Linked DNA regions of Homo sapiens: regions 2 and 3 are each linked to region 1. A link is an interaction called in ENCODE POLR2A ChIA-PET data of the cell type or tissue named here. Cell type or tissue: GM12878. All regions are shown on one strand.

Evidence for each region. ChIA-PET counts read pairs that join two places held together with the same protein. Peaks named below come from ENCODE experiments on the same cell type or tissue, not always from the same donor. Only the 100,000 strongest peaks of a DNase experiment are listed, where the experiment ranks them.
Region 2: POLR2A ChIA-PET joins it to region 1 with 5 read pairs; 3 of 35 experiments call an interaction of 5 or more read pairs at or near these places.
Region 3: POLR2A ChIA-PET joins it to region 1 with 5 read pairs; 3 of 35 experiments call an interaction of 5 or more read pairs at or near these places.

Annotation. Positions count from the first base shown.
Region 1 is chr2:54,476,424-54,484,423 of GRCh38, forward strand. All of the region lies in intron 1 of SPTBN1 (spectrin beta, non-erythrocytic 1), which reads left to right. It also overlaps the pseudogene C9orf85P1. Among named protein-coding and RNA genes, the nearest start is that of SPTBN1, 24 kb to the left of the region's middle. RefSeq lists an enhancer at 7,975-8,000. In GM12878, no CTCF peak of the experiment used is centred here; a DNase peak (open chromatin) is centred at 3,755.
Region 2 is chr2:53,974,617-53,982,616 of GRCh38, forward strand. It overlaps a transcript of ACYP2 not described here. Among named protein-coding and RNA genes, the nearest start is that of PSME4, 7.6 kb to the left of the region's middle. In GM12878, no CTCF peak of the experiment used is centred here; no DNase peak of the experiment used is centred here.
Region 3 is chr2:54,592,691-54,600,690 of GRCh38, forward strand. It overlaps SPTBN1 (spectrin beta, non-erythrocytic 1), which reads left to right. Exons shown (of 36, transcript NM_003128.3): 3 at 6,402-6,553. Among named protein-coding and RNA genes, the nearest start is that of SPTBN1-AS1, 38 kb to the left of the region's middle. RefSeq lists enhancers at 3,405-3,774, 4,839-4,888. In GM12878, no CTCF peak of the experiment used is centred here; no DNase peak of the experiment used is centred here; H3K4me3 peaks cover 444 bases; H3K27ac peaks cover 3,738 bases.

The DNA of each region.
Region 1 (8,000 bases):
TTGCAGTATGTTCACATGTACTGTTGATAAAGGGCATCTCCTGGTCAAGTAAATCTGGAGAATGCTGGGCTTAATAACATGTACTAGGCCTCTTTAGTGAAGGTCGTCTCCGAGCTGTTGTATCCTAACAGGCATTCTGGAGGTGGAGAGTAACATACGATGTTTCCCAAACTTACCTGACCTTTGAATTATTTTCTTACTTTTCATAGCCTCTCTCGGATGCAGGTTTTGTTGAACATGCTTTGGGATACCCTAATTTGTCTAACTTGTTCTCATACAAAGCAAGTATTTGGAATTGCATTTTAATTAATACTTGCATTGGGAAGAAGCTTTGTTTTTATTGTTTGTTAAAAGAGTTGACTATTTGAAGAGAGATTTTTTCTATTGCAAATCAAATTGCAGGCAGTGTTTTTAAAAATTAGTTATTACTGGTTACATGCCTGTGTTGAATCCATAGGACTTTTTCTTCATTTAGTTGCCTTTGTGTTCTAAACTTACCATTGAAAAGAGAAAGGTAAATAAACTTTGACCACATATCTTAGTGGTTATAAAAAAATTAAATTGGTTTGGACAGATGGTCCAAACACACCGAGTTTTTTTTTTATTGGCTTCAGTGTTTTTCTTGGTTCTCTTTGACTTTCTGTAACAAGTTTTCTAGAAGTTTTGAAATGAGATACTACTGAAATGAGGGCTCTGATAAGAAACAGAGAGATAACTTTTGTCAAGAGGTATTAAATATTTCTCTACCAGAAGACTTTGGATTTAAACACAACATTTGTTGCCAGGGATTTTATGCCTGCGTATGTAACAAATCTTAGTATGGAAGTTTTCACTTAAAATGGCTGTAAACTTCATGTAATAAACTTTAGGTAAGAAGGAGCAGCCTCCCCAACCCCCGTTTTGTAACTGTACATGGGTAAAACTTGATAAAGACTAAACTCTCTAACTCCCCAGACTTTCGGATTTGTGGCATTACCTTTTTTTTTTTTTTTAATTAATTAATTCACTTTCTATTAGAAATCATGTTAAATCCAGGCCAAGAATTCTTTTTTCATTTTCTGTTTTGTTTGCTTTTTTCCTTTGTGAGTAAACAGGTGCGAAGGACAATTGCTGTTTTATGACAGGAAACACACTTTTAAAGCTGTCAGTTACCTCACAGCCCCACCCTACCCTTTTCCTGCTGCCATTACGATTAAGACTGACTGGTAGGCTGGGCGCGGTGGCTCATGCCTGTAATCCCAGCACTTTGGGAGGCTGAGGTGGGCGGAGCACGAGGTCAGGAGTTCGAGACCAGCCTGGCTAATATGGTGAAACCCCGTCTCTACTAAAAATGCAAAAATTAGCTGGCATGGTGGCGGGTGCCCGTTATCCCAGCTACTCAGGAGGCTGAGGCAGGAGAATTGCTTGAACCTGGGAGGCGGAGGTTGCAGTGAGCCAAGATCATGCCGCTGCATTCCAGCCTGGGTGACAGAGTAAGAGTCCATCTCAAAAAAAAAAAGACTGGTAGTAGACTTTGCTTTTTAAAGGTGACTTGGGAGGATTTGAGGCAGAGAAAACCTTCTTCAGAGCCACAGTTCCCAGTCTTATCCTTTTTGTTGATACCAGTATTGTGGAAAAAGCATTCATGACCCATCACAAAAACATACATTAAGAAAACATTTTTCACATGGTCTGAGGCTGACAGGAATCAGGCTTAATGTATCCAGGGATATGACAAACATGGGAACCTGCACCAGTTGCCACAGAGCTGTCCGATCCTGGTCCCAGGGCCCTTGTCTGTGGCAGGTCTTCCCCGGGGAAGAGATTTCACTCTCTTATGAGAACGCTCGTGTTTCATGCCCTCAGATGCTTGTGTCAGGTTCCAGTGATGGTAGCCTTGGAGTAAGTCTGCCTTTGAGAGAGGATTGTTTTTTTTCCTCACTCTTCAAGGACCTGTAGTGGGTCCCCTGATGGGCCACCCTCTGGACCTGGTCAAATGTTGGGGAGTTTCGTGGAAGAGCAGTGTTTTCACATTACAGGGTGCAGCTCACAGTCAGAAAGATTGTAGAGGATCATAGAATTGGAAGTTTTGGGTCTGGGCCGAACCCTGTAGATCTTAGTACATCCACATGATTGTATCAAAGAAGAGTCCAGAGCTCCGAGAGGCTAGGTGCAATCACACAGCTTCACACAAGAGTAAGGGCTGAAACTATTGCTGTTAACAGATATGTGGAAGTACTTGGTGTCCTTGCAACTATTTCCAGTGTGCTGAACCTTGAAAGGCATCTTACTTCTGCTAATTGGAACCACTTGGGATGCATTTTAAAATTATATAAATGAAGTAAGCCTACAAGTTTATGCTCATGTTTACTGTTTTCATGTTGTCAAACTGTTAATAGCATGAATGGTTAAACATTTGCTGGGAAAATAGAAAGTGTTCTGAAAATACACAATACCAGAGATAAAAAAAGATGTATGTACGTATATGTGAGTGTGTGTGTATATATATGTGTATATATATATATGTTTTATTACTAGGGAAAGGAGGAAAGCCCATTGTGTATGGAACTAAAAGCCAGAACCTACTGCATGTCCACCTTTGTTTTAATAAAAATAACAAACAACTGAGTGTCCTGGCTGCCTGGCCAGGCTGAAGGAAAGTAAAGGTTGTTTTAAAATAGAAAAAGATCTGGTTAAATATTTGACCAGATACTTTGATTAAGTTGAAATGTTTAAACATTTTCAGGCCCAGGGATGTCAGTGAAGGCTGACTGCAGAGTCTTCTCTGCCTGCAGATGACTTGTGTTGTGTATAGCAATGATTTAAAGGCAAATAAAGTATAGTTATAGAAAACATGACCCTTACCAACCGCCTCCCCCCCAAGTTGGTTTGTAACCATGTAAGAAATCTAAGGTATGATTGGTAAAATTAAATAAATAAATCCCATTGTTCCAGTCCTCTTCTGTGGAAGGTAGGACTTGGGAGGGAGTATTTTACAGTGGTTAGGTTCTGTTTCTTGGAGCCACACTGCCTGGTTGGAACCCTGCCTCTGCTGGTTACTGACTGTGGTCTTTGGTAGGTGAACACATAATTTATTATCCAAACTAGGTAATTTATGAGAATGAAAGGAGACACTTTTAATAGTTGTACCAGTACAGCAGGCATAAACTAGGAAGGTCTGAGGCAAACCAGATAACATGGTCACTCTAGTCTTAACGAAGTTACCTAATCTTGGTGTCTTGGTTTCTTCACATTGTGGAAGGGACATGACTCACTTCCTAGGGTGTTAAGATTAAATGCAATAAAACATGTAAAGTTTTGCAATGTTGTTTGGCACATAGCTATTCAATAGTTGTAGCTATTTAAAAAATTATTTAGGGTACTTAATTCATGTAATAACCATTTAAGTATTCAGTTCGCTTTCTATTATCTTTATATTATTTCTCCCAAGCAAATTTTGCTTTTTTTTTTTCCAAGAGGCAAGGTCTCACTGTGTTGCCCAGGCTGGCCTCTAACTCCTGCGCTCAAGTGATCTTCCTGCTTCAGCCTTCCAAGCAAACTTTGCTTTTAATAACATTAATATTTACTAATGGCTTATTCCATTTATGGCACCTGCTCAAACTTAATTGCTTGCTTTATCTGAGCCCTTTCCTCAGATAAAGGCTCAGAAAGTAAAATTGACTTTTACTTTTTCAGCTACGTGTATATGTGGCACTTAATTATATAATTAGCACCTGTGGCCCAGAGATGGGTGCTGGGTATTGGGACACTCATTTATCAGGTTGTGTGTAATTAGCATCTACACTGGAAAGCACCTTTTGAACAGCTGGCGCTGAGATACAGAATGGTTGGGAGGTTGAGTGGGTGGGGAGTGGCAAAGCCCAACCTCTTCTGCCTCTTTTAAAAGTTGGATTTTTCCCAGAGTAGTGATATGCAGGGTTGCCAGATTTAGGAAAAACAAAATCAAACAAAAAAGAAGCCAGAATGCCTGGTTAAATTTTAATTTCAGATGAACAACACATCGTTTTTTAGTGTAAGTTTGTCTTATGCAGTATTTGAGACATACTTATCCTAAAAATTCATTGTTTATCTGAAATTCAGCTTTAACTTGATGTCCAGTATTTATCTAGCAATCCTAGTTTTGTAATCCGAAAGAATTTTTATTCTATTCAGTATAACCCACATTCAGATGTATATGAAACATGTAGTCCAGATCCTTTTATAAGTATTGTGTTAATTTTTTAAAAAATCCATGTTGTCTACCCTCCATTGGAATGGATGGTTGAGAAGTCATCACTGAGTTGCTGCTGCTGGTTCCCACAAAGGCCAAGATGAAAAAGAATTCAGTCTGGTTTGCCACAGCAGCAGGGATTTACATTTGCTCTTTGAGAACTTATTGGCTGTGAATGTGGATGAACTTAAGCCAGCTCTTCTTCCTTGCAGGGGAGTCCATTAGTTAAGGTGACTTATTGAAGCCCTGGCCAGCTCTAGGAGTTCTCGGTTTTATAATTGAATTACTTTAGTAATATTAAATAATTTGGGGAGGGGGTTAATTTTGGGTCATTTATATTTCACTTGTCAATGTAGAGGGAGCTACTTTTATTGTCATTAAGAGTGACATTCATCCTGGTGCCATGGTGAGCACCTGTGGTCTTAGCTACTTGGGAAGCTGAGGTGGGAGGATCACTTGAGCCCAGGAGTTTGAGGCCAGCCTGGCAACAAACAAAATCCACATCTCTAAGTAATAATGATGATGATGATAATAAAATCCTAGAAATGAAGAACAGGTTTGGAAAAAAAAAAAAGTAACCTTCAGATACTCTTCCCATTAGAATCTCTCTTGCTGTTTTTGATTTTCAGCAGTGCTGCCCAGAAAGTGCTGGTGAGCTTTTTGCCCCAGCTTTGGAACTCTATCAGCAGTCAACCCTGAAGGGCATGGCATGCCTTTGGGAAATGCTGATTGGAAGATTAGAGGCTGCAGAAACCTGAGTGTGTGTGTGTGTGTGTGTGTGTGTGTGTGTGTGTGTGTGTGTGTGTGTTTTGTTTTGTTTGTTTGTTTGTTTGTTTTCCAAACTCTGGATATGATGCCTCTGTTAAACCAAGTCCCTGAGGAAAAGCTTCACCAGATTAATGATACACTTGGTGAAATTAGTAATGGCAAGTAAAGGTTGAGATTTGTGCCTGCTGGACAAGAGTGAGCCAGAGCAAATGGATTTTGGACCAATACCGGCTTTTTAATTGCTGCCATTTAAAGAGTTTAATGTCCCCAGTGAAAAAGCACAGGTTTCAGATAATCTTTTGAAGAAAAATGCATAGTGGTAAGAGCTTACTGTTAGGCGCAGAGAGTGTGTGGATGGGTTAGCCAAGGGAAGGAATCCAATTAAAGCTGTTTGTTCGGAGTACTAGATTTGGAGGTGTGTTTTATTGTTAACTGGTAACTTTCCAGAAAATGAATTATTTGTATATAAAGATTGATACTAGCCAGGCTTTATATACTGACAGTTATTTGTAAAACCTCTTTGCTTCCTCCTTTTACCTTCTTTTCTGAGCTGTCTCTTTTCCTCCGCATGGCTTCCTTTATAAAGCAGCCCATTTTTTGGACATGGTTTTGCTATTGATGAGCCTGAGGTGTGGCATAGTACCACAGGATTGCATGATGAGTGGGATATTTGGCCTCATTATTTACATGGCTTAGTTTTTGGTGTTTGAAGTGCCTGGTCGGATAGGGATTGACTATTAATGGTAGACATTTTCACATTTTGGAGCACTGATCCTCAATCTTGGCAGCGCATTGGCATCCCCTGAGGAGACTTAAAAAAATGCAGGTGTCAGCCGGGCATGGTGGCTCATGCCTGAAATTCCATTGCTTTGGGAGGCTGAGGAGGGAGGATCACTTGAGTCCAGAAGTTCAAGACCAGCTTGGGCAACATAGCAAGACCTCATCTCTACAGCAGGAAAAAAAAAAAAAGAAAAAATTAGAAACAATTAGAGAAAAAATGCAGATGTCTGGGTCCCACTTCCAGAGAATCTGATTGAATTGTCTGGGATACAGAATGGGCACCAGGACTTGCAAGAGGTCCTCAGGTGATTGTAACATAAGCCAAGTATGCATGCTATCCTCTGGCCTCCCCTCAAAATTATGTCTCTGGCCTGTGCTGTCCAGTAGGGAGCCATGAGCACCAGGAAGTTACTTATGTTTATGTGAATTAAAATGAAGTAAACTGAAACTTCATTTCCTCAGTCACACTAGCCACATTTCGAATGCTCAGTAGCCACACATGGCTCATGGCTGCCCTGTTGGATAGTATAGATATAGAACATTTCCATCACAGCAGACAGTTTCATTGGGCAGCCTAGATCTAGGGTGTCAACAAAACATGGGAGGAGCATGAACATTTAAGAAGCCTGACACAGGAAGGACAGGCTTGGAATAAGTAATCCCACAGGACTTGGCAGTACTGAGTCACTCCATACTTTTTTAAGCAGCCTTTTTCTCAATGGTCTTTTGGCACCAGAAGCCCCACAGCAGTTGGTGCAATGGATTATGTGTCACATCTTACAGAAAGGCCCCGTTTAAAGCAGGCTGGCCCGAAGGGGTGTGGTGAGGACTGGGGGCAGGCAAATGTGACCCTGAGGAGGCCGGGCCAGGGAAGAGAGAATGCAGCTTTATTCTTTCAGAGCCGAGGAATGCCCTGGAAGGGAACCGAAGCCTGAGTATTGGGGTTAAACTAGGTGAGAGGAGATTTTTATCTCTTCTGCTGGAGAAAGACCTGCCTCAATAGTTTGCCTCTGCTGGCTCATCTCTAGTGTGTGGGAAACAAGGACAGTGCTAGCACATATTTCCCGTGAAATAAACTCCCATTATGGGCCCCCATGTTCTTGGAGCACTGGGCACCACGGGGTTAAGAATGGAATCAATTATGTTCCATGTTTGTTCAGACATAGCACATAAGATCCAAGGAAGGTAGGGTCACGGAAAAGCGAGGGGTTAGAGGAAACATGAAGTGTATACCAAAGGATGCGGATTTTCTACCCGTTGCTTCCCTCAGCAGGACCTTTTTGGAGATTGTTCCTCCTGCAGGCGTGAGAAACCCTCACGTGGAGAGGCTGTCTGGAAGCCCGCAGTCTGGTCTGTACCATCCAGGCTCTTTGCTGTGCCTTCCTGTCTCCTGCATTTCGCTGGACATTAGCACCTCCCCAGGAGCAGATTTCTGTTGCTTTCTGTGAGCCCACTATAAAGAAAATGCCAAGTGTTCCTGGGCACAGGAAGTGGGTAGGAAGAGCTCTGAGAATGCATGGATCAAAGGCACTTGGGTGATTTAGGGGTGTGACCCCCAGTGGCTTCACAGGGCCTGTGAGTCATTTCAAAGAGTTTCTCCTGTTTTGTCATTGTCTGCTGTTAAACCAGGGTGAAGTTTAAGTGCCTGTTGCAGACCTTATTGCCTTCTTGCTTTGTTCCGCTGGTCAGGTTAGTGTTCTTGACGGGGTTGTATCCAAATATCTGTATTGGGGCTGGGCATGGTAGCTCATGCCTGTAATTCTAGCACTTTGGGGGGCTGAGGCAGTCAGATCACCTGAGCCCAGGGGTTCGAGACCAGCCTGGGAAACATGGTGAAACTCTGTCTCTGCAAAAAATACAAAAATTGGCTGGGCATGGTGGTATGTGCCTGTGCCTTGGGAGGCTGAGGTTGGAGGATTACTTGAGCTCAGGAGGCAGAGGTTGCAGTGAGCTGTGATTGCACCACTGCACTCCATCCTGGGGGACAGAGTGAGACCCTGTCTCAACAACAAAACAAAACCAAATATGTCTGTTGGCAAGTGATAACTGCACGGTATTAACTGCCTTTCTCTGAGAAATAAATTATCGGGGCCCTCCTAGGACTTTTATATGCTTGGGAATTGTGTTTATTTTCCTCTCATTCACTTCAGTCCTGCTCTTGACTGCCAGAAGAGGCCTGCTCTCCTTCCTTTCCCATTGTCAGTAAATTTTAGACTTTTTGTTAGTACTCATCTGCTATTTT
Region 2 (8,000 bases), 500 kb before region 1:
GATTTTTTCCCTAATACTGTTTAGTGGCCCAGGATTGTGTGACATACAGTATATACTAGTGACATACTAGTATAATAGAATGACAAAAGATCAAGATAATGTTTTTTATGTTGCCAGTAGTGATGGTAGTGTTAGCTATCATTCATTGAGCATTTCTGTCTGCCAGTGCTTTACCTACATTATCTCACTGAATTCTCTAGAGATAATTGAGTTGAGAATATTTGAAAGAGAGTGGTTAAAGTCTAAGTTTGGTTGACGTGTAAGTGAAGAGAGTAGAGAGCTAATAGGGAAGGAGAAGAGAGATGTCAAGACACTTACATGCTGATGAGCTATAAGGGAAAGATGAAAGGATTCGCCTGAGCAAGGGATCTAGAAGAATAGAAATGTTTGGATTTAAGATTTCGAAGAGACCAGCCTGGCCAATATGGTGACACCCCGTCTCTACTAAAAATACAAAAATTAGCCTGGCATGGTGGCGTGCGCCTGTAGTCCCAGCAACTCAGGAGGCTGAGGCAGAAGAATTGCTTGAACCCGGGAGGCAGAGGTTGCAGTGAGCTGAGATCACACCACTGCATTCCAACCTGGCGACAGAGCGAGACTCTGTCTCAAAAAAAAAAAAAAAAATTCAGAGAAGCAGTTCCAGATGACAATGAGCTCCCTAGAAACAAACATCTGAACTGGAAAAGTTGAAGAATTTACGGGAGCAAGCAAAATAAGGTCTCTTCCTCTTATTCTAAATAAAGTTTCATGGAGAACACTATTGAAATGCTTCCCAGTGAGAAAGTTAGAAGACCTTTCTTTCGGGGAGCTGGTCTGCTCATTAGTGGAGACAGTAACCCAAAGTCTGGGGTGGATTTTCTCTTCTCAGTCCAACTTGTTATCTCTTGAAGGTCAGGAGACACTGCCAAAGGATAACAGCACGTTATCCTTTTGAGGCTGGGCTGGGTGGCTCACGCCTGCAATCCCAGCACTTTGGAGAGACAAGGCAGGCGGATCACAAGGTCAGGAGATCAAGAGCATCCTGGCTACCACACTGAAACCCCGTCTCTACTAAAAATACAAAAAATTAGCTGGGTGTGGTGGCATGCACCTGTAGTCCCAGCTACTTGGGAGGCTGAGGCAGGAGAATCGCTTAAACCCGGGAGGCAGAGGTTGCAGTGAGCCAAGATCGCGCCACTGCACTCCAGCCTGGGTGACAGAGCGAGACTCTCAAACAAACAAACAAAAAAAACAGGATGTTATCCTTTTAACCAGACCTGGAGGGAGACACTGACTTCTTATCAGACCCTCAAGGAAACAGACTATAATCACTCTTCTTGCAAGACCCAGAAAATGCAGTGGCCCTTCAAAGAAAATATTCTAAAGAGAGAGGTTCCTTCTCCAGCTGGAGGGATTAGCAGAGACAATTTTCAATCAAATATTTATGTCTTTGATGTGCTTATTGGAACACTAATTAATCACTTATTAGCAGTGAACAAAAAATGACAGGTTATTAGTGTCACATCTTGCCCATCTTAGTTTTCTCTGTATATATGATATACTTGGGGCTAGAGATATATTGGCAAGTGAATGAATCTCTGTTGCCAGAAACATAATCTTTTTTTTCTTTTTTAGTCAGGGTTTCACTCTCTTACAGGCTGGAGTACAATGGCACAATCACAGCTCACTGCAGCCTCCACCTCCTGGGCTCAAGTGATTCTCCCACTTTGGCCTCCCAAGTAGCTGGGACTACAGGTGCATGCTACCATGTCCGGCTAATTTTTAATTTCTTGTAGAGATAGAGTCTCAATGTGTTGCCCGGGCAGGTCTTGAACTCCTGGACTCAAGCAATCTGCCCGCCTCAGCCTCCCAAAGTGCTGGGATTACAGGGGTTAGCCACCACACCTGGCCAGAAACGTAATCTTTAGAAGTATTTGAATTAGAATGATTCATTGCAATGTAATTAAATATCCAGACTTCTGCTGAATTGCAGTTATTAGAGGAACAAGAATATTAGATCTGGTCTGAAGATTTGGGAGGAAAAAAAGAATATTAGATCTGAGAAATGTTGAGTTTTTTCTAGTTCCTGTAGGATTTTTAAGTTTTGAATTTTTCCTTCAAAAATCATTTTCATCCAGCCATTGTATCTACTTCACTTCATTTGAACTAGAGTATATGTGGAGTTCAGTTTCTCATAAGGAAAATCACAGCTAAAGGAATGAATTTTTCTCTCATTATTTTAGGCATTTGTTAGGCATTCTGTCATTTCACTAAAATGTAGCCAGATGTGGGCTTCTTTTTGTTTATTTTTGGGGGGATTTGTATTTCTTGAATCAAAAGATTCATCTTCATCAATTATGCAAAATTTTCACTATTTTTTTGTAATTTCTTTGTACTCCTTGTAGAATTCCTATTAGACATTTGTTTTACCTTCTCATTCTAATATCCATATTTCTTTTCTTTTCTTTTTCAGATGGAGTCCTGCTCTGTTGCCCAGGCTGGTGTGCAGTGGCATGATCTGGGCTCACTGCAACCTCCACCTTCTGGGTTCAAGCAATTCTTCTGCCTCAGTTTCCCGAGTAGCTGGGACTACAGGCACCCGCCATCACGCCCAGCTAATTTTTTATATTTTTAGTAGAGACGGGGTTTCACATTTAGCCAGGATGGTCTCCATCTCCTGACCTCATGATCCGCCTGCCTCAGCCTCCCAAAGCGCTGGAATTACAGGCGTGAGCCGCCGCGCCTGGCCAGGCCTGGGAATTTAACCTGTGGAGAGTTCTGTTTTTATGCAGTATTTTACTTCCAACTCCCTTAGGTCTCAGCCTTCAACTTCTATCCCTGGGTAGATATTAAAACCCAAGTCACTGCCAGGCTCACACCTGTAATCCCAGCACTTTGGGAGGCTGAGGTGGGCAGATCACGAGGTCAAGAGTTTGAGACCAGCCTGACCAACATGGTGAAACCCCATGTCTACTAAAAATACAAAAAAATTAGCTGGGTGTGGTGGCATGCGCCTGTAATCCCAGCTACTCAGGAGGCTGCGGCAGGAGAATCGCTTGAACCTGGGAGAGGGAGGTTGCAGTGAGCTGAGATTGTGCCACTGCACTCCAGCCTGGGTGGCAGAGCAAGACTCCATCTCAAAAAAAAAAAAAAAAAGCCCAAGTCACTTGCTGTTTCTGGATCCAGTAACGCTGCCTCAAATTTGATTCAGTCACCTCACATACTTAACATTCTGGCTTTCCTTTCCTCTGTTTCTGGCATCTGGAGATTTCCTTTTTTTGTGTGTGAGCTCATTTATGGTTATCTGTTGTTATGTTTAATACAACCATTCCTGGCTGAGGCTGCCACATCTAGAGCTGGAAAACCATTAAGAAATAAACTTCTGGCTGGGCATGGTGGCTCACGCCTGTAATCCCAGCACTTTGGGAGGCTGAGGCAGGTGGATCACTTGAGGTCAGGAGTTCGAGATCAGCCTGGCCAACGTGAAGAAACCCCATCTCTACTAAAAATACAAAAATGAGCCGGGCATGGTGGCACACACCTGTAATCCCAACTATTTTGGAGGCTGAGACAGGAGAATTGCTTGAACTCAGGAGGCAGAGATTGCAGTGAGCTGAGATCGTGCCACTGCACTCCAGCCTGGGTGACAGAGTGAGACTCCATCTCAAAAAAAAAAAAAAAAAGAACTTCTAATTCTAAAATATTATAGAAATTATTGGGAGCAAAATGGAGTGACTGTGGATGATTAAGAGCTTTCTTAGAGTCCTCATCAAATCATGCAGGTGATTAATGATACCTGTCCACCAAGTTATATAGTCATGTACAGCATAATGATGTTTTGGTCAAGTAAGGACCACATAGACAGTGGTCCCACAAGATTATAATGGAGCTGAAAAGTTCCTATAACCGAGTGTGGGTAGCCTAGCACAAGGCAGTACTCACATGTTTGTGGTGATGCTGATGTGAACGAACCTACTACACTTCCAGTTTGTATAAGAGTATAGCACAGGCTGGGGGTAGTGGCTCACACCTGTAATTCCAGCACTTTGAGAGACCGAGGTGGGCAGATGGCTTGAGCTCAGGAGTTCACAACCAGCCTGGACAACATGACAAAACTCAAATATTCAAAAATATATATTTGCAACATGGCAAAACCTTCTACCAAAAATACAAAAACATTAGCCAGGTATGGTGGCACATTCCTGTGGTCCCAGCTACTCAGGAGTCTGAGGTGGGAGGATGGCCTAAGCCTGGGAGGCAGAGGTTGCACTGAGCTGAGATCGTGCCACTGCACTCCAGCCTGGATGACAGAGTAAGACCTCATCTCAAACTTAAAAAAAAGAGTATAGCATATACACTCATACAGCACGTGATACCTGATAATAATAAACGACTGTTACTAGTTTATGTATTTGCTATACTATACCTTGTATTGTTATTTTAAATTGTACTCCTTCTACTTATTAAAAAAAAAAAGGTAACTGTAAAACAGCCTCAGGCAGGTCCTTCAGTAGGGATTCGAGAAGGCATTATTATTATAGAAGATGAAAGCTCCATGCGTGTTATTGCCCTTGAAGACCTTCCAGTGCAACAAGATGTGGGGGTAGAACAGAGTGATATTAATGATCCTGACCCTGTGTAGGCCTAGGCTAATGTGTGTGTTTGTGTCTTCATTTTTAACAAAAAATACTTAAAAAGAAAAAATATATAAAAGTTTTAAAATAGAAAAGCACATAAAAAATTAGGATACAAGCTGGGTCTGGTGGCTCACGCTTGTAATCCCAGCACTTTGGGAGGCCGAGGAGGGCAGATCAAGAGATCAAGAAATTGAGACCATCCTAGCCAACATGATGAAATCCCATCTCTACTAAAAATAAAAAAATTAGCCAGGCATGGGGGTATGCACCTGTAGTCCCAGCTACTGTGGAGGCTGAGGCAGGAGAATCACTTGAACTCGGGAGGTGGAGGTTGCAGTGAGCCGAGATTGTGCCACTGCACTCCAGCCTGGCAACAGAGTGAGACTCTGTCTCAAAAATAAAAAAAAAAATTAAAAAAAAAGGATATGAAAATATTTCTGTACAGCAGTACAATGTGTGTGTGTTTTTTTGTTTTTGTTTTTGTTTTTAGATGGAGTCTCACTCTGTGGCTCAGGCTAGAGTGCAGTGGCGTGATCTTGGCTCCCTGCTACCTCCACCTCAAGGGATCCTCCCACCTCAGCCTCCCTAGTAGCTGGGATTAGAGGCTTGTGCCACCCTGCCTGGCTGTTTTGTATTTTTAGTAGAGACAAGGTTTCACCATGTTGGCCAGGCTGGTCTGGAGCTTCTGACCTCAAGTGATCCACCCGCCTTGGCCTCCCAAAGTGCTGGGATTATAGGCGTGAGCCACCACACCTGGCCGAATGTGTTTGTTTTTTTAAGCTAAGTATTATTACAAAAGAGTCAAAAAGTTAAAATTTAAAAGTTCATAGCTGGGCACCATGGCTCACATCTCTAATCCCAGCAGTTTGTGAGGCCAAGGCAGGAGGATCACTTGAGCCCAGGAATTCAAGACCAGCTATGTTACCAAGAGGCAACATAGCAAGACTCCATCTCTACAAAAAATTTAAAAATTAGCCAGGCGTTATGGAATGTGCCTGTAGTCCCAGCTACCTGGGAGGCTGAAGTGGGAGGACTGCTTAAACCTGGGAGGTGGAAGCTGTAGTGAGCCAGGATCTCACCACTGTGTTCCAGCCTGGGAGATAGAGTGAGACCCTGTCTCAAAAAAAAAATTTTTTTTTTTTATAAAAAGAAAAAGTTACAGTAAGCTAAATTTAATTTATTATTGAAGAAAGAAAATATTGAGTCCAGGAGCTGTGGTTCACACCTGTAATCCCAGCACTGTGGGAGGCCAAGGCAAGAGGATTGCTTGAGCTAGGAGTTCAAGATCAGGCTGGGCAACGTGGTGAGACCTCATCTCTATAAAAAATAAAAAAATAAAGAAAATACCATTTATAAATTTAGTGTAGCCTAAGCATACAGTGTTTATAAAGTCTACAGTGGTGTATAGTGACATCCTAGGCCTTCACATTCACCCACCACATACTCAGTCACTGACATAACCTAGAGCAAGTTCTAGTCCTACAGACTCCATTCATGGTAAGCGCCCTGTATAGGTGTACTTTTTTTTTTTTCTTTTTAGATAGGCTTTCACTCTGTTGCCCAGGTTGGAGTGCAATGGTGCAATCACAGCTCACTGCAGGGTTAACCTCCCTAGGCTCAGGTGATCCTCCCACCTCAGCCTCCCGAGTAGCTGTGACTACAGGTGTGTGCCACCATGTCCTGCTAATTTTCTATTTTTTGTAGAAATGGGGTTTTGCCGTGTTGCCCAACGTGGTCTCGAACTCCTGGGCTCATACCATTCACCCACCTCCACCTCATAAAATGCTTGGATTACAGGTGTGAGCCACCACACCGGAACAGATGTACCATTTTTTATCTTTTATACTGTATTTTTACTGCACCTCTTCTATGTTTAGATACACAACTACTTACCATTGTGTTACAATTGCCTGTAGTATTCAGTACGGACATGCTGTACAGATTTGTTGCCTAGAAGTGTTACACAGCCTAGAAGTGTTACCAGTGGAGGGTGTCCAGGTTTTTGGAATTTGAACAATGATTTGGACAAAGCACACAAAGCAAGGAAAGAATGAAGCAACAAAAGCAGAGATTTATTGAAAATGAAAGTACACTCCACAGGGTGGGAGTGGGCTGAGCATAGGGGCTCAATAATTTTCCTATTACAGAATTTTCTGGTTTCCCATTGTCCACTTGGTGTACCCCCTATGTAAGTGAAGTAGTGGCCCACAATCAGTCTGATTGGTTGTGGAAAGCAACCAATCAGAGGCTGAAGTGAAGTTACAAAGTTAAACTCCTAAGCAAAAGAAGACTTGGCTTGCAATCAGTCTGACTGGTTGCGGAAAGAAACCAGTCAGAGATACTTTCAATTTTCCATTTGCCACGCATAAAAAGGGGAGGGGGGTTGCAAAGGGAGTGGCCTCTGGTCCTTTTGTTACTTAGTTTTGGAAAGTTGGGGTTTTCCTTTAGATTTAGTTCTAGGAAGTCAGTGTGAATCAGCCTTAGGTTACCTGCCACCAGACCCTATTCTCCTGCCTCAGAAACAATAGGCTACACCATATAGCCAAGGTGTATAATAGGACACATAATCCAGGTTTGTGTAAGTACACTCTGATGTTTGTACAATGATGAAATCGCCTAACAATACATTTCTCAAACATATCTCCGTCATTAAGTGATGTATTTATTTAATGATAAAAAATTTATTAAAACGTTTATTTGATATTTAAATACTAAAAGAATTTTTCAGCACCACCAAAGCTTTTCGTGTTTCTTCTTTTTGTCAAGCTATGAATAATGTAGGAGGTGACAGCTTCCCTCATAATCAAATATAGTAAAGAGATGTATTTTTTAATGGTAATTGAAAAGATTCACAATAGAGTCAGTGAAGAGATAATAACTAATGCACAAAGAGGACGTACACTCTTTCCACCTACCCCCCAGTTTTTATATGTATAAATAGGACAGGCTTTGCTCACAGGCAGACAATGGGATTATCTGCATGCATAATTTGAATAGCCAGCAAGACATTCACACTTGATCACATCTGATATTTGAAATGCTACTATTTCCAATCTATTTCTTTGTACTAAGCAGAATACCTTTTGAAATTTACAGACACATAAAAGGTATAATATATCAAATCCCTAGTTCTCCAGTGTGTATTATATATTCATTAATTCAGTAAACATTTATTTATGTCCCCAGAGTGCCAAGTCAGAGATCGTTAGATGAATGACACAGTACCTGTCCTCAAGCAGTTCACTTTCTAGTAGACTGACAGATATGAAAACAGACAAAACTATAACCAAATGTCAGCTGGGGTTTACCTATATCTTAAGATCTCTAGATAAAACTAATTCAAACTCCCTTCCACCCACTGCCTAGAATTCAATCGCTCATCCA
Region 3 (8,000 bases), 120 kb after region 1:
CTCATCCTTTTTTTCTAATACATCTTCTAAGAATTTCAAGTTGTTTATCAGAAACCAAACAACAAAAGATAGTGAATCTCAGTATATGACAGGAGAAGGTGTAGCTATGCATCTTAATCCCTCTTGCCTGGCTGGAGTGGGAGAGAAAGAGCCGAGGACCTCACCACTACTGGCTGGTGACACTTAGCAGCCCTTAACCTCACTGAGCCTTGGGCTTTGCTAGAGATAACTCTAGCATCCCACCTACCTAATAGTTTGCTGTGAAGATCTAGTGAGCTTAGAGAAAGTATGAAGTGCCATTCAGATGCATGGCAATGTTATTGCAGACACACCATCTTATAAAATTCCATCTGGAGGAAGGAGCACCATACTAGGATTTCCCTTATAATTTACTCCTTCTGGGAATCAGAATCTGATGTAAATGCCACTCACTTGAGGGTGGGTTTCTTGTCTCAGTAGTTCTCATTGACAGTAGTTAGCTAATTTACTTATCTCTGAGCCTGTGGAACTAAAGGCTGAGCTGGTTGGGTCTTCACACTCAGAACCATTTCTGGTTCCTAGGTTCTCGGGGCTCCAAGGTCATTTTGGTAGAATTTGTGGTCCTGAGAAGCTTATTTTGAGACCATTGTTAGGAGCCCTTCTTTCTGTCTCCCACCCCTGTCATGTCACAGAGACAGCCTCACCACGTTCCTCCCACGGAGGGCTGCTGGTTCTTTTTGTCCTTTTTTCACTTTGTTTTCCACTTTCCTCCCTGGACTGCCAGAGCTGCAGCTGCCTCGAGTCCTGGGTTGTGTTGGTAGGTAAGTGATGTCCAGGCTGCCTAGAGGTGGGGTCCTCAGGTGTGATCTTGGATCCCACTTGTACCACATTGTACAGCATTGCAAAGAGGGGATGGTGAGAAGTGTTTGAACCTGAGGGCCTTTACATGGAGAAGTGAGGAGACCTATTCTGCATACTCTGAAGGTGGTGCAAGCCATAGTGGGCCACAGAGACAGGTCTAGTCTTGATGGAGACACCATCCCAACAGATGGAGAGTTACCCAATAATGCAGCAGACCCTTTACAAAATAAGGACTTGCGTTAGTTAGGATGGTGAGATGGTGGGTAATTCTAAGTCTTGTATCATGGAAACACTTTTTTTTTTTTTTTTTTTTTTTTTTTGAGACAGAGTCTTAACGCTGTCGCCCAGGCTGGAGTGCGGTGGCATGATCTTGGCTCACTGCAACCTCCGCCTCCCAGGTTCAAGTAGTTCTCCTGCCTCAGCCTCCTGAGTAGCTGGGTTACAGGTGCGTGCCACCATGCCCGGCTAATTTTTGTATTTTTAGTAGAGACGGGGTTTCACCATGTTGGTCAGGCTGGTCTTGAACTCCTGACCTCATGATCCGCCCACCTCGGCCTCCCAAAGCTGGGATTATAGGTGTGAGCCACTGTGTCTGGCAGAAACACTTTTTTAAATGTTGTGCGTGAGGCATTATTGCATAGTGGATGAGAACCAGGGCTCTGGAGCCAGCCTGCCTGGAGAGTTGCTGGCTCCTGCCTCATGGGGCAGTTGTGGGGATTGATTATAAGTGCAGTTAGCCCTCTGTATCTGCAGGTTCCTCATTTGTGGATTCAGCTGACAACAGAACGAAAATATTTGAAAAAAAAATTAACAATACAATAGAATACAAATAAGATGCAATATAGCAGCTGTTTACACAATATTTACATTGTATTAGTTATGAATAATCTAGAGATGATCTAAAGTATACAGGAAGATGTATGTTGGTTATAGGCAAATACTATATACCATGCTATATAAGGGACTTGAGCATAAGGAGTTTGGTTTCTGAGGGAGGTCCTGGAACAAATTCCCCGTAGATACTGGGATTAGATACGGAAGGACGACTGTGCCTGGGACATAGTAAGTGCTCAGTGAATGCTATAATTATATTTTAATAAAAAAGAAAAAAAGTCATTTTCTTTCCATACAACTATTAAACAACCTTCTGCCACACACACATAATTTCCTCATATTCTGGGATTTTTAAATAGCTGGCCCAGGTGTTGAAGAAGGGATTTTTTGAAAGAGAAGTGATTTACATAACTTCTAAATCTTGTTCAGTCCTGAGATTTTACGATTCCATGACCCTCTGGTAAGTTTCTTTTTTTTTTTTTTTTTTGAGACAGAGTTTCGCTCTTGTTGCCAAGGCTGGAGTGCAATGGCACAATCTCGGCTCACTGCAACCTTTTTCTCCTGGGTTCAAGTGATTCTCCTGCCTCAGCCTCACAAGTAGCTGGGATTAGAGGCATGTGCCACCACACCTGGCTAATTTTGTATTTTTAGTAGAGACAGAGTTTCACCATGTTGGTCAGGCTGGTCTCAAACTCCTGACCTCAGGAGATCCACCTCTCAGCCTCCCAAAGTGCTGGGATTACAGGCATGAGCCACTGCACCTGGCCAATTTCTTAAATGATTTGAATTAGTGAGACTATTTCTTTGCTGGAGAAAAGACGGAACTAATTTAGAGCAGTTACAACACTCTGGGCACTTTGATGTGCACTTTACCTCCTCTTGTTTGGTGCTGGGCAGTCTTTAGATGAGTCCTTATAATACGTAAGCTTAGTAAACTGCGGGAGGGTGGGGGCAAATATAGCTGAGAGATACCCCCAGAGGGCAGGGGCACAGAAGTGCTTGTTCCTTGGAGGCACCACTTACCAAGTTTGGGGCAGGGCTGGTTGGGAACCTACTGAAAGGTTTAGCTGCGTCAGCTTCTTGGGGAGGACTTGATAACAGCGATACAAGGCCCAGAAAAGGTAAACGGAGAATGGAAATGGTGTGAGGCACAGAAGTGCCCACCTCACATCGCCCAGACCCAGCCCGCCCCAGCTCCATGCTGCTGGTGCTGCTGCTCCTCTGCCTTGCAAAGGGCGTGCCCTTGGTGGCGTGAGTGGGCCTGAAGGCCGGCCATTTCTGCTGCCTTCGAGCTGACCTGCAGGTCATCAAAGAGAATGATGAAAGAATAGCAACCCACCTTGGAGGGGTGCTCTCTGGGGAGTGTCTTCCAAGATTTCTCAACCTAGCACCGCTGATATTTTGGGCCAGATAATTGTTTGTTATGGGAGCCATCCTGTGTACCGCAGGATGTTAAGCAGCATCCTGGGCCTCTACCCTCTAAATGCCAGTAGCATCTACCCATGAATCGTGACCATCAACACTGTATGTAGACATTGCCAAACTGCTAAATGTGCCGAGGAATCAAAATTGCCCCTGCTGGAGAACCTTGGGTCTAAATAACCAAACCAGTATGGAGCTTGTAAGTGCTACCTTTTTGTACCTTTTTGTACCTTTTGTACCGTGGTTGTAAGAAGCAACCACGGTTGCTTCATGCTCATAGGCCTGGAAGTCGGCTCACTGCCCTCTGCTGCCCCAACACCTCCTCACGCAGCTAGCCCCAGTCACAGCAGCTTGAGCTTGGAAGCACTCCTGGATTGCCTTTCATCGTCAGTGCCAAGGGCCTCCTGCTCCTCCTCAGACTGTCTGGCCCATATCCCCAAGCCTTGCTGGGTGGGGAGTGCAGGGGTGATGTCATTGTGCCTTCCCAGGATAGGTGGAACAAAGGAGGGAGTCCCCAAGGACCCGAAGCCTGATCCTCTACTGAGCCACCAAATAGATTTCTTTTCCCCTCTGTCTCCCTCCTTCCAACTTCATAAGCATTTGCTGTTCTCCAAGTGCTCCATTGTAAGAGGACACGCTAGTTGACTGGGGCTTTGTGTGTCTCTGTTGAGTCCGTTTCCTGCCCCTCGTGTGTTATGAGGGTGTTGATTCTGGTCTGGTCCCCGGATGGAATCTTCTGTGTCTTTTCCAACGTGGGGGTGTGAACCTGAGGAACTTAGACCCTGCGTGATTTTTCCAGCACTCTTGCACTTCGTGGGGCCTGCTCCTGACTGTGAGGAGAGTTCGAAGGGAGGGGAACAGGAAGAGAGGGCAGGAACACAAGAGCTTGTTTTTTTATTTTTGACATCTCTTCCTCCTCTTCTTTCCTCCCACCTACTTTGAGTTTCTAAGAACCATGATAGCCCTGGGGAGCCCTCCCGGCACAGATCTCAGTCTGTTTCAGCTCTGTTCTCTGCACCCACCCATGACCTCTCCATTTGCCTCTCTGTAGGGAGGAGGGTTGGGATTGGGCTGTAACTCTTTAGGACAGGGCACTAAGGAAGTATATTGACTGTTGTTTCTGGCAAATCCTCAGAGTTTCCTTGTGAAAGAACCTGTTAATTCAAAACCTGAAAGAAGTCTGGGTGCTCCTTTAGTGAGAGATTCACCCAAAAGAGTGACAATTGGCTGAGGAACACATTTTGTGCTTGTTTATTTAGAAATATTTTAATCCAAGCAGGTTTTCATTTTGATCTTGCTCCCTTGCTTCATTAAAGACATTTTCTGACTCCAGTATAACGCATAAAGGATTTTATAATTCACAAAAAAAATTGTTAACCCTAAATACATATAAACTATGAGTTACTTGCCTCCTTGATAAGAGGCCATCTGTGAAATGCACCTTACATATTCTGCTCTAGACCTGCTCTTTCAGAATGGCCAAGCTTAGCCCCAGAATTACAGCTCCTGAGTCACTGTAGTAAAGTTGCCATCCATCACAATGATTACGTGATCAATAATGCATGTGGTCTTTTCTGTGGGACCTGTCATGATGTTATTGGTGCAGCTGCTTCTCCACTGCAGCCTGCCCCTTACTGTCTTTTTCTGCTTCCTCTAATCCTGTCCTTTTTGATCCTGTGTTTCTGGTTGGCCTTTGTCCCTGGGGAAGGGCCCTCCTTCTGTCTGGATGGGTAGGTCCTTTTTGGGAAAGGCAGGACCTCAAGGAGCCGCTGACTGTAGCAGGTGGCCGGGGATCTTGGCAGGTGCCCCAGCTGATTCTCCTGCCAGGTCGGCAGCTGTAAAACCTCAACCAATGTCATCTCTGCCTCATTCCCTCCCTGTGGTGGGTGGTGGAGTGAGTTTAGCAAAGCCTTCAGACAGACCTTCCCAGGGTGTTGGGCTGTTTGCTGTCCTTCTGGCCAACCTGAGAACCCAGTACTCTCAGGCGACTGGGCACATGCCTTATTAGCAAGGGTGGCTTTTTAGTTGTTACCCCCACCCAGTGGTTTTGAAATACATGCCAAATTGTTGAGCTATCTGCTTTTTTTTTTTTTTTTTTTTTTTGTAGATTCGTGTGTAATTATTTTTGTCATTTGGGTTTGCACTAGGAGTAGGTCTTAGATTTTTGGCATAAATTCATGCTGGTGGAACTAGATATAGTGTATGTAACATAGAGAACAGAGTCAGGGAGTAAGAGTGGTTGGGTCCAGGGTACGTTCTGTGGATGTCTGTTGAAGGTCTTCAGCAACCTATGTTTAGAACATTCTGCAGAGGCAAGAAGTTTGAAAGCCTATTTGTATGGTATGTGAAGGCCAGTTCTGGGCAAATATGTCTAGAGTTTTATACCTTAAATTGGACAGAATTTGATTACTGAGCTTTGAAAAACCTTTAACACTGTTTCCTGGATGACTTGAATGTACAACAATCACGCTTTAGACCATAAATCAGCAGTTGCCTTTTCAGCGAAGGATCACAGTATGGAGATTATATTTTTCTTCTCCTTTTATAGAAGAGAACATTGAATCCTGTGTTGAGTCACATTTTTGTTGAAACCTTGGGCCCAGACCCTGCTTTCCCGATGCCTGCAAAGACTTCCCGATGCCTGCGATGTCTTTGCACTCTACCATGTTGCTTGCCATTTTCTTTTGTTGTTCATGGTGTGTGTGACTGAGCAGGTGAAGACGGTCATTGCCAAGGTCATGAGTTAATTTATCTTGTCCAGTGTTGCCCAATCCTTTGTAGATGAGGGAAGCAGTTTTCTGCTGTCTCATGAGATTTCCTACCCTACACCCTTTAATATACTCACCTTTTGGAGGAATAATAGCTGTAACATGTATGTAGGAAGCTTTACCAGTCAAGTATTATGGTATAGGGCAGGACTGCAAAGGACCCTGTTGTCATCTGCATCCTGCTGCCTCTTCAGCAGGGATGGGAGAAAAGAAAGGGGAGCAAAGGATGTTCTGCTGGCAGTGTGCCTGGGAGCTCACATGTTTAAGGACTGGACAGTTCCTACACAGATGCTCCTTGACTTATGAGATTATATCCCAGTAAACCCATCGTAAAGTCAAAAAATTGTAAGTTGAACCATCAGTAATCAGTGTTCTTTCTCAAAGACATGACCGCAGTTAAGGGGCGCTAAGTAGAGGTGTCCTTGGAGGTCAGTTTTGCTGACCTTCCTCTGGCTGGGGTCTTGTGGCCCTGCTAGCATGTGCCTGCTCCTGCCAGTTCTGTGGTCAATGGTAAAACAAGTTCTTCTCTGCTTGCAGATGAGCGTGAAGCCGTGCAGAAGAAGACCTTCACCAAGTGGGTCAATTCCCACCTTGCCCGTGTGTCCTGCCGGATCACAGACCTGTACACTGACCTTCGAGATGGACGGATGCTCATCAAGCTGCTGGAGGTCCTCTCTGGAGAGAGGCTGGTGAGTGGAGACCTTAGGAAGTGCCGTGTGTTGTAGGTGGAAAATATTTTTGAAAAATCAAGTGTGACTTGTCTCCTGTTGAATTCTGCACTTAATGGTTGATAGTTTTGAGGAGAATCTTGAGAAGTGAGTTGAGCGCTTCAGGGAGAGCCTTAGTGTCACATTCTGAGCGTGGATGATGTTCTTGAGCTGTAATAAAGCCACTTTGTTCTGGTAATTTGCAAGGTTGCCACCTTTGGTCAGAAAGAACTTGGCTGGGGTTCCTGCCAAGAACAGGGCATGGTGCTGGAATTTGAAGGGCCAGGCTTGGGCGCTGGCTTCTAGATGAACCTGTGTCCCACATGCGATGATGGAATGTTTTCTAAATTTGTGTCTTTCTGGTTGTCTAGAAAATCTGAGCTGCCATCTTAAGGTGGCAAGCATTGAATTCAGTGGCCACTGATGTTTTCTTCCCTGCACGCTTTTTATTTTGGGAGTGGAGGGAGAAGCTGGTGTTTTGTCATCTCCTTGGGAAAGGAGCTTCTGATGAATTCACCCTGCCTTTTCAGGCAGGAAAGTTGTCAGCCTGCAATGAAAATTGTATCCCCAATCTGTTTCCCAGAGCTGCTGCGGCCCTCTCTGATGTGACTCTTGTTTATGCACCTTATACCAAAGAAGCTTAAAGCAGTCACTGTGACTGATCCAACAGGTTTTGTCTCACCTTGGTTTGAAAATGGTTGCTGTATCCTCCCAGAGCACATGTAGTGCCATAGGTGGAAGTGGTGCCGAGCCAGAAGCCAACGCCCAGAATGGAGACCACATCTGTACTGACATCACCAGGAAAATATGATGCTGGCAGTTGGCAGGGCTGCCAGAAAGCCTTATTTTTAACTTGATCTCCACCCTGTAGCTTGCCAGCCGCAGTAGGCCTGTGTGCAGACCTGCCCCACACCTCTGACCGCAGGCAAGGGTCTAAGGTTGTCCCTTGTCCTATTTGTTATCAGCTCAGAGACAGACTGCCTCTTTGAGTCTGGGTTGAAATGGAGCCAGAAAAGTATTCTCTTCCCTGCCCTTCAGTTCAAGAACAGGGCTCTCCAGAAGATAGTGAAGCCCTGTCTTCTCTGTAGTGAGTTTCATCCATGCCCTTTGTTCCTGAGCATGTAGGTCTTGTGGCCTCATTTTCTGTGAGGGTTTGTCGGTCACACTAGACAAACTAGACAAATAACGGAGACCCCTGCTCAAAACCATGATGGCTATAAGAAGGCAGTTGATTTGTGGTCTGGGGGTGAGGGAGTGGACCCACATGGGGAGTTTGAACAGGCCATTTATTGCATTTTGATTTGATTTTCCAAAGTGAGTCTTGTTTGAGAGCCTAGACTAGAATTATTGTGATATGCAGCTTTAAGTATAATTTTTATAACCAGACTTCCTTTGTCTACCTCTCAACCTTTTTTTGTTTCTTAGTGTT